3 separate regions of the Homo sapiens genome follow, and regions 1 and 3 are each linked to region 2. The links are chromatin contacts, found by Hi-C or POLR2A ChIA-PET in ENCODE. All regions are on one chromosome and are shown on one strand. Each heading gives the region's core, a stretch centred on a gene start or an enhancer-like site at or near the end of the contact. The rest is flanking DNA. Distances are from core to core; before and after follow the strand shown. Region 1 holds the start of ASPM (assembly factor for spindle microtubules). Region 2 holds the start of DENND1B (DENN domain containing 1B). Region 3 overlaps ATP6V1G3 (ATPase H+ transporting V1 subunit G3).

Region 1 (3,764 bases), core at 1,193-3,692, 630 kb after region 2:
TTTCATGGATGCTGGAGTCCTTTTTATTAGTTAATGCATTTATCAACACCTTGGTAAAAGGAGAATGGGTGGAGGGTGTGCATGTTTAGATGTGACTTGGCCAAGCAGGTTGCACATGTAGATTTTCTCCAACATTCCTATCTTCCTGAGCTTTTGGACTCCTTCGTGTACAGAATGCCAGGTAGTTTGAGCATTTTGACCTAACTGCCTGTTTTGTTTTTGTTTTTATAAAGACCATGTCTCACTTTGTTGCTGGTTTTTAACTCCTGGGCTCAAGCGATCTTCCTGTCTCAGCCTCCCAAAGTGCTGGAATTACAGGCATGAGCTACCGTGCCTGGCCTTGACCTACCTGACTGTAAACCACTACTGAGTTCAGTTTTCAATTAGTGAACCTATTAAACTATTAAAGCCATTCCCAGGTACTTCGGACATTGTATTAATTAAATGGGTAAAGTGCACCCATGACAATAAATTTGGCCTTATTGTTCCTTATGATTTGTCCTCTTGGTCTAACACCATTACATTCCACCTTAGACTGTCAAAATCTTTTAACTCTTTGCTGTATAGGCTGTTTCCTCCCTCCCACAGCATATCTTGCACTCTCCTCCGTCCAAGTTTTATTTTTTGGAGCCTAACTAAGCTAATGGAGAGGTCGTGGGGGGTAGATGCTGAGGAGAACTGGAAATGACTTGTGAGGCTCTGCTCCAGGGTTTTGTTTTGTTGTTTTTTTTTTTAAGCCTCTATGAAAGAATTTTTTTTTTTTTTTTTTTTTTTTTTGACAGCGTCTTGCTCTCTTGCCCAAGCTGGAGTTCAGTGCCATGATCTCGGCTCACTGCAACCTTGCCCCCACCCCCCACCCCAGGTTCAAGCGATTCTTCTGTCTCAGCCTCCGGGGTAGGTGGGATTACAGGCATGCTCCACCACGCCTGGCTAATTTTTTTATTTTTAGTGGAGACGGCATTTCGCCATGTTGGCCAGGCTGGTCTCAAACCCCTGACCTCAAGAATCCGCCTGCCTCAGCCTCCCAAAGTGCTGGGTTACAGGCTTGAGCCACCGTGCCCAGTGGAAAAATTTCGTTTAAATATTGTTAAGGTCCAACTTCAGGTGAAATTGGACACCATTGAATATAATTTCATGTCTCATCTTCCTTATTTTGATTTCCCATTGACTTCTCTTTTTACATGTTTTGTGTAACCATACATACATCCAGACATTATTTTTATTTTTTAAGTTTTCTACTGCCTTTAGAGGCAATATAGTGTAGTGGGTAAGAGCAAGACTAGGGCCAAACTGCTGGGATTACAGGCATGTGTACCTATCTGGGTTATGCCACTTCCTACTTAGCTGTATGACCTGTATTCCTCATCTGTAAGATACAAATAATGGTACCTACGCCCTAAGAGATACCTCGTAGGTTTAAGGCAAAGGTTGAGATAAATAGGTAAAGGATTTTTAAAAAATCCCTAGCCTAGGGTCGGGCGCCGCTCAGGCCTGTAATCCCAGCACTTTGGGAGGCCGAGGCGGAGGCAGGCGGATCACTTGAGGCCAGGAGTTCCAGACCAGCCTGGCCAACATGGCGAACTCCCCTCTCTACCAAAAATACAAAAATTAGCCAGTCGTGGTGAGGCGCGCCTCTAATTCCAGCTACTTGGGAGGCTGAGGCAGGAGAATCGCTTGAACCCGGGAGGCGGAGGTTGCAGTGAACCAAGATCACGTCACTGCACTCCAGCCTGGGAGACAGAGCGAGACTCCATCTCAAAATAAATAAATAATTTAAAAAATCCCTAATATGTAAGCTATAATTATTATTAGATCCCTACAATTGAAATAAAAACTAATAAGATATTTGTGAAGGGCATTGCCAGTCAAAACAATCATTTATGAATTACTGGTAATCTCAGGTTTCATTTGTTTACCTGGTTTTGCTCCCAGCGTCCCGAGGTAATTAACAGCATGTAAATGTACTGAGTCCCTGCTATGTTGTCACTAAAATAAGCATGTTCATACAAACTAATTATCTTTACATCTCTACCATTCAGCCCTGGAAACCGCGACAGTAAAGTTAATATAATTCTGGGCGGGGTATGCATATGAGAGGAGTGGCATAAACCAATTTTTGCCTACGTAACAGTTTTATCTATGATTGTTCCTGGAAACCGCAATGATTACTACATGTATTGTGGAAATGCTGTGACTCCCTTCCCTTCAGCACAACCAAAAATATAAAGACGAATTTCAATTCTAAGCCCCGGGTTTTAGACGGTGGCCAGGATTCCGCTACCGTTCTCACCTCCTCCGCAGATAGCGATTGGCGGCCGGATGCAATCATTCAAATGAAGCGCCGCCGTCTCATTGGCCAGGGGATGCTGCTCACCGATTGGTCCCGTGACGAGGAGGGCGGTGCCCGGAGGTCCTCATTGGTGGAGGCGGCAAGTTTAAACAGAGTCAAAACGCCATACTTGTTTGGCTCCTCTTTTTAATTTGCGAGTTTATTGGGCTTGTTTTCTGTTTTCTAGGGAGTAGGTTAGTGGAAAAGAAAAAGGGCCGAATTCACTCCCACGACCTCTACAGCCGCCCCTGAGGGGAAGCGGTCAGCGTAAGTCCCGGATCCCCGCTCCGGAGCCGCCTCGTGGGAGCGGGGCAAGGAGATCCAGGAGGGGTCTCGAATCTGCCATGGCGAACCGGCGAGTGGGGCGAGGCTGCTGGGAAGTGAGCCCGACCGAGCGGAGGCCGCCCGCGGGGCTGCGGGGCCCCGCGGCCGAGGAGGAGGCGTCTTCCCCGCCGGTCCTGTCTCTCAGCCACTTCTGCAGGTCTCCTTTCCTTTGCTTCGGGGACGTTCTCCTGGGAGCCTCACGGACGCTGTCTCTGGCCCTAGACAACCCTAACGAGGAGGTGGCAGAAGTGAAGATCTCCCACTTCCCGGCCGCGGACCTGGGCTTCAGTGTGTCGCAGCGCTGTTTCGTGTTGCAGGTAGGTCTCAGGAGGAGCGTGCTCCAGGCCGGTGTTCTGCTTCTCCGCTATCTTTCCTGCCACCCTCCTCAGGAAGGTTGACGATTGGAGAAGAAATCAGAAAAGACCCTTAGAGAATAAAGTCAGTTCCCTTTCACTCAATAACTGTGGGTGGCTCTTGGAAAAGAAATCAGAAAAGACCCTTAGAGAGTGAAGTCAGTTCCTTTTCAATAACTGTGGGTGGGCCCTTGACGCATACACATGTGTGTGAGTATATATATATGTGTCAATATTATATATATATATATATATATATTCTCTAATTGAAGGCTAGGATAGACGCTAACTTGGGCGGGGACAACACATAAACGCGCGCGCACTTAGCATCTTTAGGAGCAAGTTATATAGACTTCTCTGTTAAATTGACAAGCACTTTTACTAGACTTAAGGCGTTGTGAAATAGCCTTGCCGTTCTAAATTAATAGACAATGCACTTTTTTAACACTTTTTTAAGATTGACAGGAGTACCTTGGTTGGTTAAAGCAGCTTTTTTTAAAATTTCTATCAGCCATCTTAATATGCATTTTAGTTTCCATATGTACCCTTAGAGTCGAGGTAACTGGTTTTTTTTTCCGGTGAAATAGTGAGCTTTGTTCTGGCTAAATGCCTACAATAAAAACCAAAAAAACCTATTCAGAGTTGTTTTCAATATATACGTGTAGTATGTATGCACACTTTAGTATTTTAGTCCTTTTTTTCTTTGCTGTTAAGTGTAATTTTAATGCTGCATCAAATTTAATTTTATAAATGTTGTT
Region 2 (3,516 bases), core at 161-2,660:
GAAACTGAAGTGTCTCACCCCGAGTCAAGCTATGACAACACTTTATGATAAACACATTTTTTTTTTGTTTGTTTGTTTCCCAGTTATGGCCCGTCCTCATTTTTTACTAACAGGCCCATGGCTATACAATATTTCTGATCCTGTTGACCAAGTAGTACCCAATTTTGGCAAGAAAGTTTAAGGTTATATAACTGAGTGCAACTTCAGGTTCTCTGACTCTTGAGTTTTTTAATTCTTAAGACTCCTTTTCTGACTTTTATGTCTTATGACTCACACTACATTCATACCACATTTGGTTTCCTCTCATCATCTTAACTTCTGCATGAATAAAGTCTGAAGTAACCACCTTTTGGAAGAAACACTGTGGCTATGTGTCAAGGGTGGCAGTGTTAGCTGGGAGAAGGCCTTTCCCAGAAGATCTCTGTGTAAGAGCCTGGCCTTCCACAGTCATTTGAATGTCCATCATAAGACTTTTCTACCTGTCTTCTCAGTAGATCCTAAATATGAGACAGCAGAGGAGGGAGACAGGCAATATGAGGTAGAAGTAAATAATCAGCATCAGATAGACCTGGTGTGAACTCCAGCTTTGCCATTACTCCCTGGTTTCTTCATCTGTAAAATGCTGATGAAAGTATCTATCACACACCTATGACAAGTACTGGGTGAGAGTGCACATAACCTGCTTCACATGTGCTTTAGGGCTGTGTAAATCAGTCCCTCCCACGCTTATTCAGTGGTGCCCTCTCTGAACTCGCCTAAACTGCCAGACTATGAGGCCTGCGACTATGTACATGTGTTCAAAAGTTAGTCCTTGGTTATCACTGCAGTCTGTGGTATAGGAATGTCTGCCTCCCACATGCGCAGACAAGTGGGGCACTACCATTTGGCTACTTGACAGGGCTATTTAGCAGGTGCACATGTCTGAACATTCCTGAATCAGGAGGGGGTAGCTCTGGATTTCAGAGAGCTGTAAGCAGGCCACAGCTGGAGTGACGCAAGAGCCAGGGGCATCAACTTGAGCTCTGAATTTGTAGTATGAAATGAAAGGAACCCAAGTCCGTGTGTATGTGTGTGGAAAACACTGCAGGTCGAGGTACTTTTCCAGGTACTTCGCCCTTTGTGGGGTTGCAGCCCCGACGCCCTGGAATCTGGACTGGACCCAGAAAGGAAGCCGGTTTGGTTCATGCTGAGGACACAGGGGGCACCTTGCCTTTCTGGCTAGGTGGCAAAGCGGTACGTGGGCCATCCCAGCAGGCACTAGCGCTCCCCCTGCACCCTCTGGCCGCCCGGGCGCGGGGACCTGGCCCCCGCCTCCTCCACAGTCTCCGACTTGCGAGCCGCACGGCCCAGGTGAAGCCGCTGGGCGCGTCCCCGCGCGCCCCTTCCCCCTCCCGGCGACTTCCTGATTTGCAAGAAGGTGCAGGAGCCGCAGCGGGCGGCCCCGGTCGCAGGAACTGAGAGGCCTCAGCTTTGGTGGCGGCTACCGGCGGAGACGGGGGCGGCGGCCACGCCACCGCTGCTGTCACAGAAAGGCTCTGGTGGGTGGGGTGGGAGGCGGGGAAGTGCCGGGGGCGCAGCCGACATGGGCCCGCCGCCACGGCTGCTGTGAGCAGCCTCTTTCCCTGTGTGGCCGCCGGCGTGGGCGGGGACGGCGCGACCCTCGCGCGGCCGGGCTGCGGGCTTCCAGGCCAGCGCGCGGGGGCCGGACGGACAGCCCCACACCGACATGTAACCATGGACTGCAGGACCAAGTGAGTGGGGGGGCCCGGGCGCGTCGGGGGCGGGCGTCCCTCGGCGGCCCCTCCCAGGCCAGCTCGGCTCCTCCGCGCCTCCGCGCTCAACCGGCTCCCCGGGCGGCCGAGGTTGGCCGGGCGGGCTGGGGGTGCGGTCCGGCCCCCAAGCCTCTGGCCGGCCGGCGGGACGGCGCTAGGCCGCAAAGCCTGCCCGCCCTGCGTCCCCGGCCCTCCGTGGTTGGCGCGGCTCCTCCCGGAGAGGCCACTAGCGCCTTGTCGACGCCCGCCTTTCGGGGGACAGGGGAGGCCGGGCGGCCCCTGACACCGCCGCTGAGGGGTTCTCGTGCTTCCCCCGAGTGTGTCAGATGTGACTCTCCTGGGGCTGCCTGTGTGCGTGTGGTGTCCGGGAGGGAGTCAGCGTTGAGGTTAAGAGGTTATTATTCCGAGTGCTCTCTGAGCATTAAATATAACCGGTGTTTTCTTAAGTCCGTTTGTTACTTTTGTCTTGGATGTTTTCTTATGATTCTGCTTATAAAATTAGATTGGTCTCTGGTGTTTCTTTATGCAGCAACTGTAGATGCATGGTTCTTGCAAAACGGTATCCAATTAGAGGGTACTTTTATGTGTGTGCTAAAGTATTTATCAACGACTACTTTGCTCAGGAGATTAGGTAAAAAGCAATTTTAATAACGGTGGTGATTTTGTTTCTAGGTATCTTAGAGGCATGAGTTTTATATTTTTCTTCTGAAACTTAACTTTGGAAAGAATTCCTTTTTACTTCGCTTACCCACCCTTTACTATCTCCTTCTCAAAAAGTTTAAAATAATGCCATGTATATTTGTATTATTGTGAAAGGCCGTTTGAATTTCACAGAAGTAAAACTGAGTCAATATTTAACTTTTACACCTAAGAGAAATTCTAAAGAATATTAGGGAAAGAGGGAAATTATGTAATAGAATTATTTTCTTCAGTGTGTTTGACATCATGGTGGGCAGGGTAAGTGAGTAAAAATAGTATGCTTCTTGACATTAATTGTTTTAAGAGGGAGGAAGTCATCTGAGCCCAGATTATTCCCATTGAAACAAGTTAATAGCGGAAAGGCTAAAAAAATGTATATTTGCATGTTAATTTATATGTCTTGTCACTTCCTATGTTTCCAGATTCATATCTTATAAGAAAAGCTTCCAAAAAAAGAAATGCTTTTTTTTAAAGTCAGAGCTGGCATTCGTTTCTTGAAGGAAGTACATATTAAATACAGCCAATGTACAAAGGCACTAAGGTCTTGTTAGCAGGAATAACTGAGATATTAACACATTGGCCGTTGTGGTAACAGACTTAATCTTTTACCTTATGATGGAACGAGAGATTTAAACAGCAATGTTATGAAGAAAAAGTGTCTCAGTATATTTCAGTTCACTTTTTGAAATTTAACCAATGTTGCTTTGAAATTTTGCAAATATGGCAAGTTAGTAAAAAAGTCAATAACTTCTGAATTAAGCAAAGTAAACTTACAGTTTCTAGTGGGAAAATCTAACATGGAAGCAGATGGCTGGTTTCTCCAAAGATAATGGATAAAAAGAAGGCTTTTTATGTTGCTAGCCTTAGAGCTATGAATAGTTTGCTACTTTAAATATGCATAAGTACAGTAAATACATTTTAAGAAAAGTATATGCAACGTATCACATTCATGGAGCATTATCAATGTTTTATGGTGATCTAGAACTTGGCAGGTGGAACCATGTATTCATCATTTACACTTATATTGCAAGTCCTTTGGAGACAG
Region 3 (3,829 bases), core at 416-2,915, 750 kb before region 2:
AGACCCCATTGCCTGGACTGTAAACAGAAAGAACTTGAACCCAAGCGCCTCAGTGGCATTTGATTTCAAGCCTAGGACTCAAAAAGATCATGCAGATTTTAGAATTTAGAATAGTCTAACAACCCTGAAGTAGAAGTCAATCATTACTGGAGTATCTTGGATTAAATTAAATGCATACTTTTCCTAAACACTCTCAGACGGAAAAAGCAAACAAACATAAAACAGTCTTCTTGCCTTTAAAATGCCATGTGTAGGAAAGACTAAGTTTACAAAGGAGATACGTTAGGAGTTGATTTTTTTTGCTTTAGTAAAGGCTAACTTTCAAAGTGTTTCACTGCAGAATTCCTTTAAATTGTTAACTCCTCTGGTGAAATTATATTTTGGTCAAATCATTCCTTGATAAAGAAGCTATGAGGAAAGAGGAGATAATAGAAAATACTGGGAATCACTGCCAATTAAAGAGCAATTAGAAAGATATATTAAACTGTGTCTACAATTATGATGTAACTAAATGAACAAGCACACTCAATTTTAAAGAAGTACAACTTACACTAAGTGTTCAAGATAATATCTATTACCCAAAGAAACACACTTCGGCAGCCAGGCGCTGTGACTCACACTTGTAATCCCAGCACTTTGGGAGGCTGAGGAAGGCGGATTACCAGGTCAGGAGTTCGAGACCAGCCTGGCCAACAAAGTGAAACCCGGTCTCTACTAAAAATACAAAAATTAGCAGGGTATCATGGCACACGCCTGTAGTCCCAGCTACTTGTGAGGCTGAGGTGGGAGAATCGCTTGAACCTGGGAGGCGAAGGTTGCAGTGAGCCAAGACTACGCTATTGCACTCCAGCCTGGGCGACACAGTGAGAACCCATCTAAAAAAAAAAAAAAAAAAAATTGTGCATATAAAAGTATCTTAGAGCGCACATTGTGACTGTCTTCCTGATAAAAGCAAGATACAGTTCAGATAATGTATTTTAAAAATAGAAAAACACTCTTTAAAAACCAGCAACTGTTTAAAACTTTTAAACACTCTTTAAAAAACAGCAAAAGTGAGTTTAATGGTGTCTTTCAACTCTGTTTTCCAGACTTATAATTCAGAAAATAAACAATAGGGAATATATGGGAACTAAATGGAAACTGTCATAAATACATGAAAAATGTGATGGAAAAGAACTTCTGGGCATGGTTTAATGATTATAAATGTGTATTCAATTTGTACCATGTGGAGGTTGGTTAAAAGTGAAAGTAATCTGCTATGACCAGTTTCAATATTTTATGAAAGTTCATCCTTCCCACTCATGGCATTGATGATCTTGTTGGTTCTCTGAAAAAATCTAGAAAAGGAGTACATAATTGTGCATTGTAGGACAATCATCAGTAAACAGGCTAGGACAAATTTAACTTGTAAAACAATTGTATTATGATGTGAATTCTGTCTGTTTTGTTTTGGTAGATAATGGGCTCTCAGAATAATCTCTCAGATGAAATAGAAGAACAAACACTAGGGAAGATACAAGAACTTAATGGACACTACAATAAGTATATGGAAAGTGTGATGAACCAGCTCTTGAGCATGGTCTGTGACATGAAACCAGAAATCCATGTGAACTACAGAGCCACCAACTAAATGTACATCACAGTTTTCAAGAAAAAAAAAGGTGTGTGAGTGCCACCTGGTTGCTTATGGCTTCGTATTTTTATGTTGAGAAATTTGAAATGAGAACCTTAAATTTACATTTACAGGAAATGTGACATAACTCATACATCGGCACTGAATTAAACAAAACAAAATACAACTGTTGCTATATCTTTTCTAGTAATAATTATGACCTTGTCACTTAACTTGGAGTAAGTCAAGAATGCAAAATAGTAACATGTTTTTTAACACTTGAAAGAAAAACATGGTCATGACAGCTTTTTAGTGGGCATGGGTTTTTTATTTCTTCTCCTTTTCATCGATTTAGAAAATGTGCTCTTAATTGTATTAAATGGTAATTTGCTAAAAGATAATCTTTAAGCAAGATATAATTATGACTCTTCAACAGATCTAAAAATGAACATGTCAAGGGTCTTATTTAATTCAGTAATCAATGGGAAACCAGTAAAACAGAGAGATAGAGACAAAGAATGATGGGTTATATAGCCACTTTTAAACATAGATGGGGTTTATAATCATTCTGTCTGTCTGACCTCAACTAAACAGATATTATTTTTAAAAGAAAAAAGTAAATGATAAATAAGCTAATAACATAGATTTTGGAGCTTTGAAAAAAAAAAAAAAGAAATACAAAGAAAACTCCCAGGAGATATACTAGGTTAGTGTGCCACTAGCCCAGTCTCCTAGTTACAGCTAAGCTAAACTCTTGTTAAATACTAAGTATTTTGTTAGTGCAATGTATATATCATCTCAATCCTACCTTGTAAGCAGTATTAGTGCTCTTGTTTTACAAAATGAGATGCAAAGATGAAGGAACTTATCTGGAGTTGTTTGGATAACAGTGGCAGCACTGAGCTTTGAACTGGGCAATGTGACTCCAATGTTCACACCCTTTACTTCTTACCAAACTGCTTACCTGCACAGCTCCTATATTTGCATTAGTAAGAAGCATGGGTGCTATAAAGTCTTTGATTTTCCAGTAATATATGCAGACAAATTTTAATTCCAGTCTAAACAAAAGTTAATTATTGTCACCAAACTATTCATATAATCTTCAATTATATGAATCTCTGATTATATGTATAGTTTGGTAACAATAATTAACTTTTGTTTAGACTGGAATTAAAATCATAAACTGAAATGGTTTTAATTGATCATTGTTTTAGATCAGTGGTCCCCAACCTTTTTAGCACCAGGGACCAGTTTCGTGGAAGACAATTTTTCCAAGAATGGAGGGGTAGTGGGGTAAGATAGTTTTGGGATGAAATTGTTCCACCTCAGATCATCAGGCATTAGAGTCTCATAAGGGACATGCAACCTAAATCCCTCACATGTGCAGTTCACAATAGGATTCGCGCTCCTATGATAATCTAATGCCGCTGCTGATTTGACAGGAGGCCATGCTCAGGTGGTAATGCTTGCTCAACTACCACTCACCTTCTGCTGTGTGGCCCGGTTCCTAACAAGCCACAGACAGGTACCAGTCTGTGGCCCAGGCACTGGGGACCCCTGTTTTAGATCACTAGTATCATTGTTTCTTTTTAGGAGAAAAAGTTAAAATTTTACCACATATCTTAGTACCTCGGAAATAGTCAATTTTATATGCATGTTAGGTAAATGGAGCAAAATTTGAATTCTATTTGTTTCTCCATTTTCCCAACTTTGGGGGCAAGGAAAACCAAACCAGTTGATTGGTTTTATGTGGTATATTTCCCCATTTATTAGAATGAGAACTGATTGCCAATTAAAGAAGAGAAAGATATCAAATATTCCTAGGAACACTGGCTCCCATTTTTTGAGGGGGGTGGAGGAGAAGGCATCAATTAAAGTTGTGTCTCCCTGACATTAGGACAGTGTTGGAGGATTTCTACTCAACACAGATTTGGAGAATTCAATTACTCTATTCTGCAAAGCTTAGATAAATAAAATAATGAGTAAAATTGCACATTTTGGGAGTTATCACGTGAAAAGATAATTCTGAAAAAGATAGCATTGTGATTTGCCTTATATCATAAGATGCAGTTTTCTGTCTTGTCTCATGAAAACCATCAAGACGCCAGTTTTCTGGATGTGAAAGCTTGAATATGTTATATGGAACACTCAAGTTAATAATAAATTCCTGAGCCAGCACAAGAGAAAGGATATCTTTTAGGCCCTAAATACTATAGA

What was found. A loop is a pair of places that touch in the nucleus more often than their neighbours do. ChIA-PET counts read pairs that join two places held with the same protein, here RNA polymerase II (POLR2A). Pooled maps may share reads with other maps.
Region 1: a loop to region 2 is called in a map of OCI-LY7, with 2.9 times the contacts of the local background. The contact joins the promoter of ASPM here to the promoter of DENND1B in region 2. A Hi-C loop is called at or near these places in 3 of 168 maps with a recorded cell type or tissue (OCI-LY7 and naive thymus-derived CD4-positive, alpha-beta T cell), 1 of 37 single-sample maps with no recorded cell type and 13 of 50 pooled maps.
Region 3: a map of naive thymus-derived CD4-positive, alpha-beta T cell shows a loop between it and region 2 (5-fold over the local background). The contact joins the enhancer-like site here to the promoter of DENND1B in region 2. A Hi-C loop is called at or near these places in 1 of 168 maps with a recorded cell type or tissue (naive thymus-derived CD4-positive, alpha-beta T cell), 3 of 37 single-sample maps with no recorded cell type and 13 of 50 pooled maps. POLR2A ChIA-PET finds 5 or more read pairs at or near these places in 1 of 52 experiments (activated naive CD4-positive, alpha-beta T cell).

The regions. Positions count from the first base shown.
Region 1 is chr1:197,145,347-197,149,110 of GRCh38, reverse strand. ASPM (assembly factor for spindle microtubules) reads left to right here and starts at 2,442. Exons shown (of 28, transcript NM_018136.5): 1 at 2,442-2,970. The coding sequence starts at 2,674. RefSeq lists a silencer at 2,758-2,937.
Region 2 is chr1:197,773,374-197,776,889 of GRCh38, reverse strand. DENND1B (DENN domain containing 1B) reads left to right here and starts at 1,410. Exons shown (of 23, transcript NM_001195215.2): 1 at 1,410-1,751. The coding sequence starts at 1,735. RefSeq lists an enhancer at 193-242 and silencers at 617-911, 1,203-1,402, 1,553-2,062.
Region 3 is chr1:198,521,192-198,525,020 of GRCh38, reverse strand. ATP6V1G3 (ATPase H+ transporting V1 subunit G3) reads left to right here. Exons shown (of 3, transcript NM_001376861.1): 3 at 1,457-1,799. The coding sequence ends at 1,630. Among named protein-coding and RNA genes, the nearest start is that of ATP6V1G3, 18 kb to the left of the region's middle. Within about 2 kb of position 1,665, at least 4 of the 41 ENCODE cell types and tissues checked have a DNase peak (open chromatin) inside an H3K27ac peak, as active enhancers do.